Linked DNA regions of Homo sapiens: region 1 is linked to region 2. Evidence: chromatin loops called from intact Hi-C (ENCODE). Cell type or tissue: mammary epithelial cell. All regions are shown on one strand. Links, peaks and the distances in the headings refer to the core of each region. The heading gives the core; the rest is flanking DNA. Region 1 overlaps NALCN-AS1 (NALCN antisense RNA 1). Region 2 overlaps NALCN-AS1 (NALCN antisense RNA 1).

What was found. Peaks named below come from ENCODE experiments on the same cell type or tissue, not always from the same donor. Only the 100,000 strongest peaks of a DNase experiment are listed, where the experiment ranks them.
Region 1: it touches region 2 in a loop (10-fold over the local background); 1 of 110 quality-filtered maps calls a loop at or near these places.

What each region holds. Positions count from the first base shown.
Region 1 is chr13:100,939,701-100,942,618 of GRCh38, forward strand. The region is part of intron 2 of NALCN-AS1 (NALCN antisense RNA 1); the gene reads left to right. LINC00411 (long intergenic non-protein coding RNA 411) reads right to left here. Exons shown (of 3, transcript NR_047015.1): 2 at 1,302-1,432. Among named protein-coding and RNA genes, the nearest start is that of LINC00411, 3.2 kb to the right of the region's middle. In mammary epithelial cell, for the core only: no CTCF peak of the experiment used is centred there; no DNase peak of the experiment used is centred there.
Region 2 is chr13:101,017,197-101,020,114 of GRCh38, forward strand. The region is part of intron 3 of NALCN-AS1 (NALCN antisense RNA 1); the gene reads left to right. Among named protein-coding and RNA genes, the nearest start is that of LINC00411, 74 kb to the left of the region's middle. In mammary epithelial cell, for the core only: no CTCF peak of the experiment used is centred there; a DNase peak (open chromatin) is centred at 1,725.

The DNA.
Region 1 (2,918 bases), core at 253-2,752, 78 kb before region 2:
ATGCCTGTAATCCCAGCAATTTGGGGGGCCGAGGCGGGTGGGTCACTTGAGGTCAGGAGGTCAAGACCGGGCTGGCCAACATGGTGAAACCTCGTCTCTACTAAAATACAAAAATTAGCTGGGTGTGGTGGTGCGTGACTGTAATCTCAGCTATTTGGGAGACTAAGGCAGGAGAATTGCTTAAACCCAGGAGGTGGAGGTTGAAGTGAGCTGAGATCGCACCACTGCACTCCAGCCTAGGTGACAGAGTGAGATCTGTCTCAAAACACACACACACACACACACACACACACACACACACAAACCCGAAAACCAAACAAAAAACCCACATTTAACTTGATATGTAGGAAGTACTAAAAAACGTCAATTGTACCTAAATATATTCCACTATTTTCATATTACAGATGAGGAAAATGAGACTTGGAGAGTTTCACCAATACACTCAAGGTCTTATAGCTCCCTAGGGCTGGACATATGCTTAGAATGTGATGGCAGTGGGAGAGGCCATGGGGAGGGGTGTACCTTGGTTCTAGGAAACACAGAGATAGTAGGAAAGTAGCATGGGAAGGACTCTATATCAAATGTGTATAAATCTATAACAAAATTCAGGCCCGAGGGTAGACGTGAGGCTGCTGATACAATAATAGCAGGAGAGATCTCTGATTCCACCCTTTGGGAGGCTCTGGCATGTTGGCTTTCAGCCGGTTCCTAAATCTTTCAGCCTGTCTTCTCTGCAGTGAACCATCCGAGGGCCTCTGTCCTTTCCTTGTATTTCTGGTCCTCTTGAATCATCCTCTTCCTCACATTTGTTTCCTCTCAGGTTCCTCATCTCTTTAGCCGATGTGGCTGAATGCCAGGTGGTATCCTGGCTAAGGCTCAGCCAATCCTGGCTTATGGGAACAAGAATGAGAACCTCGGGATTCTACACTTCATCCTAATTCCTTGGATTTTTAAGCTGTGTTTGTGCTGAGCTGGGTGCATGCTGTGTTTCTGTAGTCGATTTTTCCTCATCAGGGAGTCTCTCTTGCATACATCTTTCCTGAACCTGGTACTGACTGATTCCCCTGATTTTGAGTGTATTCTCCTAACAAAGGCAAGCAGTGCACATTGGCACAGCCGCTTGGTATTTTTCCTAGAATGCTAGAAGGAAGCAGACATTCATTTGCTTTTCGCCAGTCTCTCTTTGTCTAAATTGTCCCATTTGGCTCAGCCCGTTGGCTTTAGTCATTAGAAGGGGGATGTAGGAAACTGTTCCTCTTGGTTTATGAGCTTAAGCCCAAGTACATCAACATGTGCCTTACCAGGACAGAGATTTACATAAATATTCCTGGGCTATCAGAGTTCTGTGAAGAGTGTTTCTGCATTCCAGATGTAGGGCACGCATGTCCAAATCCCATGTGGAGGTCACAGTTCACTAACTCTGGAGGGCCACCTAGAGAAAAGAAGTGTTTCAGGATAATCACTCTGCAAACTGTAGACAAGAGACCCAGAAACCACCATTCTTTTGGTGCTGTTTAGAATTTGGACAAAGAGCCACAGACACATTTTTGAGGTGAGGAGAACTGCGTTTTCCTTTTCATAATGTAAAAAAACCCATCTTTAGCATTTTTGGAATAAGCAATATTCATCTCTCAATTAGTGTTAACAGCTAATCAGGGTGCAGCAGGATAGTAGAGCTTTCCTCGAACAGCAGGCAGCTTGTTTTATTTTTTCAATGCAGCTTAAAGATTATTTGAAAAATCTCCTTCAGAGACCAGTGTGCGGGGAGCCACCTACCCCAGTCAGAATTTAAAATGATCCATAATACAATATTAATGATTGATGCGGAAGCTCACAGTTTGGGGCTGGGGTTTAATTAGATAAGCATTGCAGCTGTTTTCGGGTGGAAGCAACTTGATAGGACGTGGAGCTGTTATGTGACTTCCCATCTACAGGGTATCTATTGAAGCGGAAACAGAAGCAAGCTACTAGGAATTATGATGATTACATTTTTTTTTTCAGTGCTGAAATGAGTAGAAGTCTGATTGTAGGGGAGGAAAAAGCATTTTGTAATTAAAAAGGTAGGTTTGGATCCTCTATTCATTTGCTCATGAACTTAACATTCATAGAAAAATCAGCTAGTTGCAGGCAAGCAAAGATCTGGCAAGCTATATGTAAAGAAGTTACATGTGTGGCTCTTTTGGCCTGTACCACTTTGCACGTACAAAATCCTTTTGCCTCAAACCCATCCTTCCCTTTGCAAACATCAGGTCATGTCAGGCTGCCTAATGTCTTATGCATGCAGACAAATACCTCTAATGGGCTGCTTTGGAATTGCTTTCTCACCCTGAAAACTTGAGAAGAATTTAAACTGGGGTCCATTTCACCGTATGTCACTTTCTAAGTCAAAGGGACTTGTCAGCATTTGATTACGATAAGAGGAGTTTCCTGTGTCTCAAGCTGGAAATGGCTAGAACGCACTGTGTAGTCTGTTTACAACTAAGCTTCAGCCTGTATGAATGACCTCTAGTCATGAGAGCCATCTCATGAGGGCAGTTTATTGAGGCTTATTGTAAATTAAATGCCCCAGATTTCCAGGATTTATTCCACCACAATGAGGCTTGGAACTCTGTACATTTAAAGTGGTTTTGTTAAATTGATTTTTAAATTATCTCTACCTAATAAAAAGGAAGCCTGTCTAGGTGTTTTGTGTTGTAAAATAATTATACTAGCCATCTGGTTATCTATGAGATAAATTTTTAATTGTTTATTGTCAATAACTACAAAATGTGAAGTCACATGAGAATGCTAAGTGTATTATTTTTATTGTGTAGATGAAGCTTACTGAGTCTTCTCCTGATTGTTCTAAATCAATTTCTGCCTGACTCTTTGTGAATAGGGGAGAAATGAATCTTTTGGAAGGTGCATTAACTCTCTCA
Region 2 (2,918 bases), core at 301-2,800:
CTAATTCATTCCTTTGAAAAGAGTTCGTTTTTCAGATTCTATAAGTACCCATGGCAATAAGTGCTATTTATAATAAAGAGACATAATGAGTCTCAGCTGCACCCAGGGAGGTTGCAGCAGGTCAGGAGCCTCTCTGTCTGCTCCATTGTTGCTGGGAGAGAGGGTCTTGTTCCAAGGGTTGGGTGGGAAACAGGAATTCCCCACACTGTCCCTGAAATTGTGGAGTGATGAACTAGGGAGGGAAGTCTTAACTGGAATTTTTCAATATTAGATTTTCCAGAGACTTCATTCAGCCCACTCTTCAGTAGGGAAATAAATCCTTTATGTAGAAAAAAAATCAAACCATTTCCTTTTGAATAAGGTAATCTCTGAATCTGAGGAACCCCGAGATAAGATGATGTATTAGCCTGCTCAGGCTGTCCTAACAATGTACCGCAGACTGGGTGGCTTCAACGTCGGAGATTTATTTCCTTGCAGTTCCGGAGGCCGGGAGTTCTAGAATACATCAAGGCATCCACAGGGTTGGTGTCTTCTGAGTCCTCTCTCCCGGGCATGCAGGGGGCTGTCATCTCCCTGTGTCCTCACATGGTCTTCACCCTGTGTATGTGTGCCTTACTCTTTGCTTAAAAGGACATCAGTCATATTGGGTTAGGGTAGAGCCTCATTTTACCTTCACTACCATTTTAAATACCCTATCTCCAAACACAGTCACATTCTGAGGTACTGGCTCTGCATATAAATTTGGGGGGACACATTTCAGCTCATAATAGATGTGCATCTTATTTTTGAAAATAAAATTACAGAGGTCTTTCCTCTTATTCCCTTTTCCTCTTTCACCATTCCTGCCTTTCCTGTATTAGCTGAGACAGTAATTCATATTGTCAGAGCACACACTGTCTCTCTCTCTCACACACAAACACACATACCTCCACACACTTTATCTTTCCTGCCTCCAAATTATTTTCTTGTTATTGGAAGCAAAAATGCATTTTTCCTTCATAGGCACCTTCTTACCCAGTCCTCAATGGGTGCTGTGATCAAAGGAGGCCACCACAGCTCTATTAGCTCATGCCCAAATAAAGCCAAATCTCACACCTTCCACAAGTGACCTGTGTTGCTCCCTTCCTGAGGTTGTTTCACAGAGAAGAGACCCAAGGTTAGGCTGGCTGTTGGCCTCCATCAGTGATAGTGATGGCTGGGTCACAGGTTGCTGAAGGAGTCAAGGGACTCATTCAATACTGGATGCTTCTGTTCCTCTTTCCTCTGGGGCTGGACTAATTAAGGAAAAATGTTTCCTGGCTGTTCAGGTTTCCTCCATGCTAATTCAGGCCTATTCTTGCAGATGCATACAGTTATGACTTCATTATGCTTGTTGGTATGGAAATAGAGGTAAGATCAGGTGCCCAGTGGTCTGAAAAATGTTGACATGCATTTTTGAGCCTGTCCACAGTTGTCGTTAAAGCCTTGTCAGACTTCCCTGGGAGGACATTTAGAGTGAGAAAAAAGAGAACCTAGGAAAAATTCCTGGGAAACATCAGCATTTCCAGTTCAGCTGCATGCTTGCAGATGCGAAAAAGTCAGGGAAGTGGAAGCCAGGAAGGTGAGAGGAAAACCGGGATGGGAGGAGCTGTGGAGATCAAGGGTGGGGCAAGAGTTTCATCGGGGAGGGGCAGCAGTCTGCAGTGGCCAGGGTTGTGGATACATGAAGCATATGATTCCTGACTAAGTGAGGATTTCTGGAGTGCGTCATCTAATTTTCTCTGAACTCATTTTGCAAGAATTTCCTAGGGATTCCATTGGGGCGGGCGAGGTTCCCCTTGATGCTTTCGTGTAGTAGTTGGCTCAGAGGGAATGGTGGAGGTAGGAGGCATATAGCTCCTCTTCAAGTGCCACTTCAAATCCACTAGGTGTTATCTCTCATTTTGGCTACTGAGCTACATGTTGTGCCCCCGTTCCAGCACCTTCCAGCAGGTGTAACTGACAATACTCACCCCAGGCTCACACACATAGCCTTTGCTTTGTGCTGCTGTCTTCTCCATTGGTATGGCATGGAGCATGGCCATTAGCACCTGCTCAGTGCTCATGAGTGCACCAGAGTTATTTCCCTGTGGGCAGCTTGTGACCAGAGTAGGTCAGAAGCTAATGGAGAAATGCTTCCTCCTTTCCTCCTCTGGGAAAAAGGTCTGCAGAATTGAGCAACTGGTTGCCTGTGGTGATGGCCAAATTTCTGAACACATCATTAGAATGTTAGGGTGACTCTCTCCTCCTCTGCTTTGCTTTCTCTCACCCTTGGTCCATGGACCACCCTCCCTACTGAAGTACTTGCAACTCAACTTTGGGGGAAACTGTGGATAAGAGAATTAGTCTGGGAAGAGTTGGATTACTTAAAAGTCAAAGAGGAATACGGACCCCATTGCTGGTGATAAGAGGAGTGGTGATAATCCTTGGTATGCAACAGCTTCCTGTTACTATGGCTCTTGCCTGTGGTAGAGTGATATGTGGCACAGGTGGAAGGTAATGCATTAACTTAGGTCAGCAGCTGGCAAGCCATCGTCCGTCGCCTATTTTTGTATGGCCTGTGAGTATAAAATGGCTTTTGCATTTTTAGAGGATTGGAACCACACACACACACACACACACACACACACACACACACACACACACACAGAATATGCAACAGAGACTGTGTGTAGCCTACAAAGCCTAAAATATTTTCTGTCTTCCATTTACTGACGAAGTTTGCTGAACTCTGGTGTAAGTGATAGGGTACCATGTGAACAATGAGAACATGAAGAATGGCCATGGCAGCTGACAGCTAACGGCTAGATAGTACTAGTGAACATGAGTAACACTCACAGAATATAAGCAATAATTAGACAAGGCCACTGTGTCACCACCATGGAACAAGACAGACAAGA